Linked DNA regions of Homo sapiens: region 1 is linked to region 2. The links are chromatin contacts, found by Hi-C or POLR2A ChIA-PET in ENCODE. All regions are on one chromosome and are shown on one strand. Each heading gives the region's core, a stretch centred on a gene start or an enhancer-like site at or near the end of the contact. The rest is flanking DNA. Distances are from core to core; before and after follow the strand shown. Region 1 overlaps LIMS1 (LIM zinc finger domain containing 1). Region 2 overlaps LIMS1 (LIM zinc finger domain containing 1).

Region 1 (5,531 bases), core at 379-2,878, 45 kb after region 2:
TGATGATCAGTGGTATTGAGTACCTTTTCATAGGCCTGTTTGCCATTTGTACGTTTTCTTTTGAGAAATATCTTTTCATATATTTTGCCCATTTTCTGATCAGATTATTATATTTGATTTTTTTACTATAGAGTTGTTTAAGCCCCTTATATATTCTGGTTATTAACCCCTTGTCAGATGGTTAGTTTGCAGATATCTTCTCCCATTCTGTGGTTGTCTTTTCTCTTTGTTGACTGTTTTCCTTTGCTGTACAGAAGCTGTATTTGTTGTTTTTGTTGTTGTTGTTGTTGTCGTTTGAGATGGAGTCTCACTCACTCTGTCGCCAAGGCTGGAGTGCTGTGACGCAATCTCTGCTCACTGCAACCTCCGCCTTTTGGGCTCAAGCGATTCTCCTGCCCCAGCCTACCGAGTAGCTGGGGCTACAGGCACCCGCCACCACGCCCGGCTGATTTTTTGTATTTTTAGTAGAGATGGGGTTTCACCATTTTGGCCAGGCTGGTCTTGAACTCCTTACCTCAGGTGATCTGCCCACCTCGGCCTCCCAAAGTGTTGGGATTACAGGCATGAGCCACCACGCCTGGCCTTGCAGAAGCTTTTTAACTTAATGTGATCCCATTTGTGCATTTTTGCTTTGGTTGCCTGTGCTTGTGGGGTATTATTCAATAAATTTTTGCCCAGACCAATATCTTTGAGAGTTTGCCAGACATTTCCTTATACTAGTTTCATAGTTTAAGATCTTAGATTTAAGTCTTTAATTCATTTTGATTTGATTTTTGTTTATGGTGAGAGGTAGGGGTCTAGTTTCATTCTTCTGCATTATGGATATTCAGTTTTCCCAGCACCATTTGTTGAAGAGACTGTCTTTTCCTCAGTGTACGTTCTTGGCACCTTTATGGAAAATGACTTCACTGTAGGTGTGTGGATTTTGTTTCTGGGTTCTCTATTCCGTTCCATTGGTCTATATGTGTGTTTTTATGCCAATACCATGCTGTTTTGGTTACTATAGCTCTCCAGTATAATTGGAAATCCAGTAATGTGATTCCCCCAGTTTTGTTCTTTTTGCTTAAGATAGCTTTGGCTATTCAGCTGTTTTGTGAATCCACATAAATTTTAGAATTGTTCGTTCTTCTCTTCTCTTCTCTTCTCTTCTCTTCTCTTCTCTTCTCTTTTTTCTTCACTTTTCTTTCACAGAGTCTTACTCTGTCACCCAGGCTGGAGTGCACTGATGCAGTCTCTGCTCACTGCAACTTCTGCCTCCTGGGTTCAAGCGATTCTCCTGCCTCAAGCCTCCTGAGTAGCTGGGATTACAGGCACCCGCCACCATGCTGTTCTGTGCGGGAGATGCCTGAGGGGGGAAGAAAAACACACACACAATACCTTTAAGGGTAAACAAGCTTTATCCCACGTAAATGGCAATGCAGATATAATAAACAAATGATATAATAAACAAATTGCAATGAAAAGGGGAGAAGGGAAAAGATATATATATATATTTTCTTACACTCACCAAACTATGGAGGATTCATCACCAGACCGGGAAGCAACAGCCTGGGCTCCAGAGTCAGACACTTGTCCGTGCACAGCGAGGGAAGGTCTCATGAAGTTTCGGTGCAGTCTGGGACTCTAGCTGTTTTCGTAACAAGTTGTTTGGCATGAGACCCAGTCACGAGTGCCCTTCGTGACTGGGCTTAAGGAACACAAAAAGGTCACAACTTGTTTTTGCGATTGTCTATTGTTTTTTAATAACTAACGTGTAAGAATAGATTGAAATAGAGATTTCTCTGAAACAGCGATGGATGAATGCCTCAAGGGGCTCACTCAACCTGTTTCAGGACTTAGTGACCATTGTTTGTGTCCATGTTCAATTGAGTTCAAATTTAATATTTAACTTTTCCTCCACACACATGCCTGGCTAATTTTTGTATTTTTGGTAGAGACAGGGTTTCGCCATGTTGGCCAGGCTGGTCTCGAACTCCTGAACTCAGGTGATCCACCCACCTTGGCCTCCCAGAGTGCTGGGATTATAGGTGTGAGCCACTGCACCCAGCCTAGAATTGTTTATTCTATTTCTGTGAAGAATGTCATTGGTATTTTGATAAGGATTTTATTGAATCTATAAATTGCTTTGAGTAGTATGGACATATTAACAATATTGATTCTTTCAACCCATGGAATGTCTTTCCATTTTTTGGTGTTCTATTCAATTTTCTTTATCAGTGTTTTATAGTTTTCATTGTAGAGATGTTTCACTTCTTCGGTTAAATTAATTCCTGGGTATTTTATTTTATTTGTGTCTATTGTAAATGGGAGTACTTTTTAAATTTCTTTTTCAGGTCATTCACTATTGGCATATAGAAATGGTACTGACTTTTGTATGTTGATTTTGTGTACTCCAACTTTACTGAATTTATCAACTCTAATAGTTTTTTGGTGAAGTCCTTAGGTTTTTCCAAATATAAAATCATATCATCTGCAAACAAGGATAATTTGAAGACTTCTTTCCAATTTGGATGCCCTTTATTTCTCTTCTCTGATTGCCCTAGCTAGCACTTCCAGTACTGTGTTGATAACAGTGGTGAAAGTGGGCATCCTTGTCGTGTTCCAGATTTTAGAGCAAAGGCTTTCAGTTTTTCCCCGCAGTATGATACTAGCTGTAGGTCTGTCATACATGGCTTTTATTATGTTGAGGTATGCTTTTATACCCAGTTTTTTGAGGGTTTTTTAAAATCATGAAGTGATGTCAAATTTTATCAAATGCTTTTTTAGCATCAGTTGAAATGATCATAAGGTTTTTATCCTTCATTCTGTTGATATGATGTATCACATTGATTGATTTATCACACTGATTGATTTGCATGTGTTGAACCATCCTTGCATCCTAGGGATAAATCCCACTTGATTATAATGAATGATTGTGTTGTTGAATTCTGTTTTGTAGTATTTTGTTGAAGAATTTTGCATCAAAATTCATCAGAGATATTGACCTGTAGTTTTCTTTTATTATTATTTTTGTTATTGAGACAGGGTCTTGCTGTGTCACCCAGGCTGGAGTGAGTAGTGCAATCATGGTTCACTGAAACCTCAACCTACTGAGTTCAAGCAATCCTCCCATCTCATCCTCCTGAGCAGCTGGGAGTATAGGCATGTGCCACCATGCCTGGCTAATTTTTTGTATTTTTTTGCAGGGACTTATTTGTATTTTTAGGGTTTCGTCATGGTACCCAGCCAGGCTGGTCTGGAACACCTGGGTTCAAATGATCTGCCTGCCTTGGCCTCCCAAAATGCTGAGATTTACAGGCACGAGCCACTCGCCTGACCAGGTTTTCTTTTTTTCGATGTGTCTTTTTCTGGTTTTGTTATCAGGGTAACACTGGCCTTGTAGAATGAGTTTGGAAGTATTCCCCTCTCCTCTATTTTTCAGAATAGTTTCAGTAGGATTAGTAGTAGTTCTTCTTTAAATGTCTGGTATAATTCAGCAGTGAAGCCGTCAGGTCCTGGCCTTTTCTTTACTGGGAGACTTTTTATTATGGCTTTGATCTCGTTACTTGTTATTGGTCTGTTCAGGTTTTGGATTTCTTCATGATTCAATCTTGGTAGGTTGTATGTATCTAGGAATTTTTCCATTCCTTCTAGATTTTCCGATTTATTGGCATATAGTTGCTCATAGTAGCCACTAATGATCCTTTGAATTTCTGCAGTATCAGTTGTAATGTCTCCTTTTCATCGCCTTTTTTTTTTTTTTTTTTTTTCCACTTGAGACAGAGTCTTGCTCTGTCACCTAGGCTGGAGTTATCTTGGCTCACTACAACCTCCACCTCCTGGGTTCAAGTGATTCTCCTGCCTCAGCCTCCTGGCTAGCTGGGATTACATTTGACAGAGTTTTAGCTCTTGGTCAGGCTGGTCTTGAGCTCCTGACCTCAAATGATCTGCCTGCTTTGGCCTCCCAAAGTACTGTGAGCCACCATGCCTGGCCTCCTTTTAATCTCTGATTTTATTTATTTAGGTCCTCTATTTTTCTCAGTCTGACTAAAGGTTTATCAATTTTGTTTAACTTTTTAAAAAAACTTTTTATTGAACTTTATTATTTCTTTTCTTCTATTATTAATTTTGGATTTGGTTTGCTCTTGCCTTTCTAGTTCCTTAAGATGCATTGTTAGGTTATTTATTTGAAGGGTTTTTTGTTGTTGATGTAGACATTTAGAGCTATAAACCTCCCTATTAGTACTGCTTTCCCTATATCTCATAGGTTTTAGTATGTTATGTTTCCATTATCATGTGTTTCAAGAAATTTTTCATTTTCCTTAATTTCTTCACTGGCCCACTAGTCATTCAGGAGCATATTGTTTCCTTTCCATGTATTTATATAGTTTCCAAAATTCCTCTTGTTATTTATTTCTAGTTTTATTCTGGCCTCCTATTTTTTTTACAGCGTGTGAGCTAAGAATATTTTGACCTTTTTTAATGGTTGAGAAAAAAATAAAAGGATGATATGAAAATTATATGAAATTCAAATTTCAGTGTTCATAACTAAAGTTTTCTTGGGACACAGCCACATTTACTTCTTTACTATTGTTTGTGGCTGCTTTTGAACCACGAGGGCAGGGTTGACTAGTCACCACAAAGACTTTATAGCCTGCAAGGCCTAAAATATTTACTATCTGGCCTTTTACAGAAGTTTGATGATTCGTGCCATAGAGGAGTTGTAGCAATTTTTGAAAACTTAACATTTTCAAATTTTAGACGGTTACTGCATTCAGATCTTTTATCCTTAGCCTCTCAAATTAAATTTTGTTCTAATAGAAATGACTGGATATTAACATATTTTAATTACCTTAAAACAAGTCTTGCTCCTCATCCCCCTTCCTCAAGATGGGTTTCTTGTAACTAGCATTAGTTAGCTTCCGTTCTTTCTGTCCTGGAAGAGCACTAGAGAGTTGTCTAAGACCACCCCCACTGCCCCTGCTCCTCTGAGTTGGATGAAGGATGAAACAGGGGACCAGCAGGAGTAGAGTCTGTTGGACAGACAGTAAGGCAGCATCTCAACTGTACAGAGCACTTGGTAGTCTGAAATTTGATCTCCGCCAGGTAAGAGCAATTTACCTGCAGGAAGGATTGATGGGTCAGGGATTAATGCCACATAGTTCCTTTTTCACTGGAATCCAGTTGTCTGATGATTCCCCACCTTGTGAGTCTGAACAGGATACTGAAGCTTGCTCCCTCTTGAGAATCTGGAAGGGCCAGATGACTGCCTTCCTAGCCTCACCTGCAGCTGCAGCTGAGGCACAGGAATGTGTCTTGGGCTCTGGCCATTAGGTACACCTGTATTGGACTGTGACCTGAGAGCTAGAGATGCAAAGAAATAGGGATTGCCTGGAATCATTTCTGGAGAGCACGGTTGTAACAGCACTCATGACACCCATTGTTTAGGGGCAGCAATAGAACCTGGTGTGAGCAGCACAGCCCAGTACCCAGCATTGGTCCATGTGGTACACTGTGTCCAAAGGTGTAGGGCTGGGGACAGACTTCCCCTG
Region 2 (5,463 bases), core at 1,648-4,147:
ACTCTTCTACCATACGGAGAACTTCGAATGATAGGGACAAACATTTGTGTAGTGTTTGATGATATAGATAGGCATGATTATCCTCATTCTCTTTTATTTTTTTAGATAAGCAAACCAAGACTCAGGAAATACTTGTTTACTCACATAGTTGGTTGGTAAAATGACAAAGCTGATGTTGAGACCTGGGCCCTGGAATTTCCGATCCTATGCATTTCCTGTAGCATTACATTTTCTCTGGGAAATCCATTCAATGTTGGGGAACACCTTGTTATTCTGAAGCCAAGGAAATTGCCAGGAGAGGATAGAAGAGGTGGTGGAGGAATGACACCTCTTGGTGGGGTCAGTGGTATTGAGATCCTGTGGAAAATCTAGGAGATGCTGCTACTTATTTCCTGTATATTCACTTGATACCTATTGCCCTTTACATCTTCTTCAGTATGAGCCAGACTAACCCATGGCTCCACTTCATCCCAGACTCTAGAGCCTACACTCTATTCCCGAGGAGTGGTCACCTTCTCCCCCTGTACTTGGCATGGTGTCCCATTGGGGTAGTGCTACTGAAGGACAGTCTCTGAAGAAGAGTATCTTCCTTATTCTTGGGGTAGAAACTCTTAACATAGATGGGGTGATAAAATGCAAGAGATTTATAACAGCTTGCCATTAGAGCTAGAGTATATTATTTATCACCATTGATTATTTTGCCAAATGTTTTTGTTTAAAAAGCTTCTTAGTTTCTGGATGCCTCAGGGTAATTTGTCACCTGCACTATTCAATATCCGTGCCATTACAGCTGAGAGGAGTGTGCTGGCCTCTAATGTTCAGAGCGCAGCTGGCAACCAGCCTGACAAAAGTACATGACATGACGCTCTCAGGAGGCGGCCAGACACCCTGGTCACTAGGGGAGGTGTGCTCTTTAGGTAAGGGACACACAAACCATTGTTGAATAGCTCCTGTGTGCAGAGAGGGACCAGGAGCATAATCATTATCTGGAAGCTTATTGAAGATGTAGAATCTTGGGCCCTATCTATCTCAGACCTACCAAATCCGGATCTGTGTTGTAGTGAGATCCTCTGGGAGTTCATGTGCATTAAAGTTTGAGAAACACAGGAATAGTGGACAGTGCTGGCTGCCTATCAGCATCCATTTCCTTTGTCTTTCCTAATAACGAGATGCACATTTTCTTCGGTTACTTCCCCTTCACCCTTAGCCATGAGAATCCATTCTTTAAGTAGGTGAGAGCATGGTTTTCCCGTGGTGACTGTTTATGGTCTAGAGGTATCCACATGATCTGGGTTGCCTCAGTCATAAGGAAAGACTTTATTTTTTGAGGGGGGAGGGGGAAGCATTTTCCTTCACATCCAGAATGAGAGAGCAAATAATGAAGCATAGCTGTGACCGTATTTCCACTGGCAGCCATTCTGTGACCTTGAGGGGATCAGTCTTGAGGTGAGTCTGACACTGAAGTTGTCAGAGCAGAAAGACAGAAGGAACCTGCATTTTTGGTTCTGGCACTCACCTGCTGGTCACAGGATCCAGGCCTGGATCTCCCTCTGCCTCTCATCTCATAGTTCTGTGTGATAATAAATTTTCCCATGGTTTATGCCAGTTTGACTTTGGGTTTTCTGATTTCCTGCAGCTGGAAGCATCCTAGTCTGCTTTGGTAATGAGCACTCTGAGCACAAAGTGCTGTGTGCGTGGTCCTCTTGTGAAAGGCCTACATTCTCAGGTGCTCCTAGGCTTTTCTCCTAGTCTTGTGAATTGTGCTTTTACCCTGTGGTGATTATTCCACTGTTCACATGAAAGTTGGTGGAGGGAGAGGAAAGCTATAAGGGCAGAGAGTAGAATTGGGAGGCTGTCCTGAGGGAAGGCAGGCTTGCACTCAGAAGTGCTGTGTGCTGGACTGTGGGGTGAGCCAGGCTGCAGTTGGCTGGCTGTGGAGCCCACTGGCTGGAGTGCTGGTCCATGCTTTGCTCCTCATTTGGTGTTTGAACCTCAGTTTCCTTATCTGTAAAATAGAATCCTAATGAAATAGTGGAGGTAGATTGGAAATGCTTTGAAAACTTGACTCTTTTTTGCCCGGTTTAATTATCCTGGTTTTTTTTTTCCTTTTTTGCTATAGCAAAATATAAATAACACAAAATTTACCATCATAATCATTTTTAAGTGTATAATTCAGTGACAGTAACTTCACATTCACAATGCGATTAAACAATAACTCCCATTCTGCCTTGCCCCCAGCCCCTAGTAACTTCTGTTCTACTTTTTGTCTCTATGAATTTGCCTACTCTAGGTACGTCATATAAGTAGAATCATATATTTTTATCCTTTTGTGTCTTGCTAATTTTACTTGGCATAATGTCCCCAAGGTTCATCCATGTTGTAGCTATATCAGAATTTTGTTCCTTTTTATGGCTGAATAATATTCCATTGTATGTATATACTGTACTTGTTTATCCATTTATCTGTTGATGGACACGGGTGATTTTCACCTTTTGGCTATTGTGAGTAATGTCACTTATGAACACTTGAGTACTGTGAGCACTGGTGTACAAATATCTGTTTGAGTCCCTGCTTTTAATTCTTTTGGGCATATACCTAGGAGTGGAGTTGCTGGATCATATGGTAATTCTGTGTTTACCTTTTAGGACCTGTCAAACTGTTGAAAAGTTAACTCTTATGTTATTTATATTTTCAGACATAGATTGGAAGATGGACTTATGCTTTTTCTCTTTCTCTCCTTTCCTTCCCTCCCTTCCTTTGTTGGAGGCTGAAAGAATGAGGGTCAGTGATCAACTCAGTATACCACTGGAGGCTATATGAGTAAACAGCAAACTGTTCTCATGAATGCAGAATGTTAGCAAGCTGACAACTGCGTCTGCTGCCCAGAAGGAATGCTGAGGGCAGTCATGCCCCAGGCACAGTGTTGCTTGTGATTAGGCAAATCTGAAGCCTGTTAGCAATAATGTGAACCTGTGATCAGTCAAGCAGCTGACCAATCGTTACCTACTCCTCCCTGCTCTTTCTACCCAATAAATACAAAGGCTGTAGAAGCTCAGGGCTGCCTTTGCTCACTAGAAGCAGGGATCCCCCTGACCCCTTCTTTAAAACAGTTTCTTTTTTGTTTTCATTTCTGCGTTCATCCGCCTTCGTTCAGTCCTGTAGTAACTGTCACTACCTACCTACCTTTGTTCCTTCCTTCCTTCTCCCCTACCCTTGACATATAGGGTCTCACTGTGTCTCCCAGGCTAGAGTGCAGTAGAGCCATCACAGCTCACTGCAGCCTCAACCTCCTGAGCTTAAGCGATCCTCCCACCTCAGCCTCCTGAGTAGCTGGGACCACAGGCGCACACTACCGTGCCTGGCTAATTTTTCATTTTTTGTAGAGACGGTGTCTCTCTATGTTGCCCAGACTGGTCTTGAACTCCTGGGCTCAAGTGTTGCTCCTGCCTCAGCCTCCCAAAATGTTGAGATTACAAGTGTGAGCCAACACGCCCAGCCTTTTTTTCTTAAGACTATAGATTTTCATTGGTTGAGAGGACTTGGTAATTTTAACATGGAACTTCTGAACTGACCATTTTATAAGATATCGAACATATGATCAGATTCATATTTTACCCTCATTAATCAAAAAATAGTAGGAACTTTTTTTTTTTTGAGAGACCTAGTCTTGCTCTGTTGCCCTGGCTAGAGTGCAGTGGCACAATCTGGGCTCACTGCAACCTCTACCTCCCATGTTCAAGCAGTTCTCCTGCCTCAGCCTCCCTAGTAGCTGGGACTACAGGTACGTGCCACCACGCCCAGCTAATTTTTGTATTTTGATAGAGATGGGGTTTCACCATGTTGCCCAGGCTGGTCTCAAACTCCTGACCTCAGGTGATCCACCTGCCTCAGCCTCCCAAAGCGCTAGAATTACAGGCATAGGCCACCATGCCCAGTTGGAATTTTCTGTAAAGTTTCAAAGATTTAAGTGAACATGATTCTTGAAGTTGTTGATTTGAAGGTACCCAACTTTGTGTGTGAGAACAAATTGGTTTATTTCTACTAATAAGTACAATGTTATCTCTATGATCTGTGAAAAACAAAAGGCTGAATGTATGAAGGGGAAATTATGGATATAAAATACAAGATCTCACAGTTCTATTAATACTTTCTAGCAAACAGACTATTTAATACCTAAAAATTTTAAGTATAGGACTATGAAGAAAGCCATTATGAGAATTCCTGTTACAGTATCTTTGAAACATACTAGAAGGTAATTATAGATTTAAAATGGATTGCCCCTTCTTTCCTTGAACTTGTAGTATCGGTTATATCAGCCCACCTGAAGATTTGTGCATTTTTTTCTTTTTTTTTTTTTGAGACGGAGTCTTGTTCTGTCGCCCAGGCTGGAGTGCAGTGGCACAATCTTGGCTCACTGCAAGCTCCACCTCGTGGGTTCACGCCATTCTCCTGCCTCAAACTCCCAAGTAGCTGGGACTACAGGTGCCTGCCACCATGCCTGGCTAATTTTTTAGTAGAGATGGGGTTTCACTGTGTTAGCCAGGATGGTCTCGATCTCCTGACCTCGTGATCCGCCTGCCTCAGCCTCCCAAAGTGCTGGGATTACAGGTGTGAGCCACCACACCGGGACGATTTGTGCGTTTTTATAGTACTCTAAATGCCTTTGTTGCACTGGCATTTCTCGTCTTTTGTTAGATGTGAATAAATTGACAGTCTATAGAGTGCATTGGAGACAAATATCCTTTTACATCAACTGTGAGAAAACTTTTAAGAATATATTTATTTATTTATTTTTAATTTTTTTTTTTTTGAGATGGAGTCTTACTCTGTCACCCAGGCTGGAATGCAGTGGTGCGATCTCGGCTCACTGCAACCTCCGCCTCCTGGGTTCAAGCAATTCTCTTGCCTCAGCCTCTCGAGTAGCTGGGCCTACAGTTGTATGCCACCACACCTGGCTAATTTTTTTGTTTTTGGTAGAGACGGGGTTTCACCATGTTGGCCAGGCTGGTCCCAAACTCCTGACCTCAGGTGATCCACCCGCCTTGGTCTCCCAAAGTGCTGGGATTACAGGTGTGAGCCACTGTGCCCGGCCAAGAACATATTTAAATGTACAAAAATAACTCTTCAGAAACTGCCAAGGCGCCGGGGGCAGCTTCTGATTCCCACCGTTAGGGCAGGCTGAGCAAGGAGCTAAGCCTTGCTTAGCTAAGCCTCACACTAATATCACTTCCACGAAATTATTCTGTATGGGATAATTTATATACCCTTAGACACTGGCTTTAATTCAGAGTTTGCACATAAAGTTCTCTGTAGAAGGCTATGAAGATACATAATCACAATATCCCTTGACATCCATGGATGTGAGAAATGCTAGCCTGGAAAATGTGAGAATTGGTTCCTGAGAATTGTTAAATGTCCTCAGCGACATTAAAACACTTCAAAATAACTTGTAAAAATGTGTTG

Evidence for each region. Hi-C counts contacts between places; a loop is a spot of excess contacts on that map. ChIA-PET counts read pairs that join two places held with the same protein, here RNA polymerase II (POLR2A).
Region 1: a map of A673 shows a loop between it and region 2 (20-fold over the local background). The contact joins two enhancer-like sites. A Hi-C loop is called at or near these places in 2 of 168 maps with a recorded cell type or tissue (A673 and chondrocyte). POLR2A ChIA-PET finds 5 or more read pairs at or near these places in 4 of 52 experiments (A673, GM12878, K562 and 1 more).

What each region holds. Positions count from the first base shown.
Region 1 is chr2:108,599,768-108,605,298 of GRCh38, forward strand. The region is part of intron 1 of LIMS1 (LIM zinc finger domain containing 1); the gene reads left to right. Among named protein-coding and RNA genes, the nearest start is that of LIMS1, 68 kb to the left of the region's middle. Within about 2 kb of position 1,629, at least 2 of the 41 ENCODE cell types and tissues checked have a DNase peak (open chromatin) inside an H3K27ac peak, as active enhancers do.
Region 2 is chr2:108,553,879-108,559,341 of GRCh38, forward strand. The region is part of intron 1 of LIMS1 (LIM zinc finger domain containing 1); the gene reads left to right. Among named protein-coding and RNA genes, the nearest start is that of LIMS1, 22 kb to the left of the region's middle. Within about 2 kb of position 2,898, at least 3 of the 41 ENCODE cell types and tissues checked have a DNase peak (open chromatin) inside an H3K27ac peak, as active enhancers do.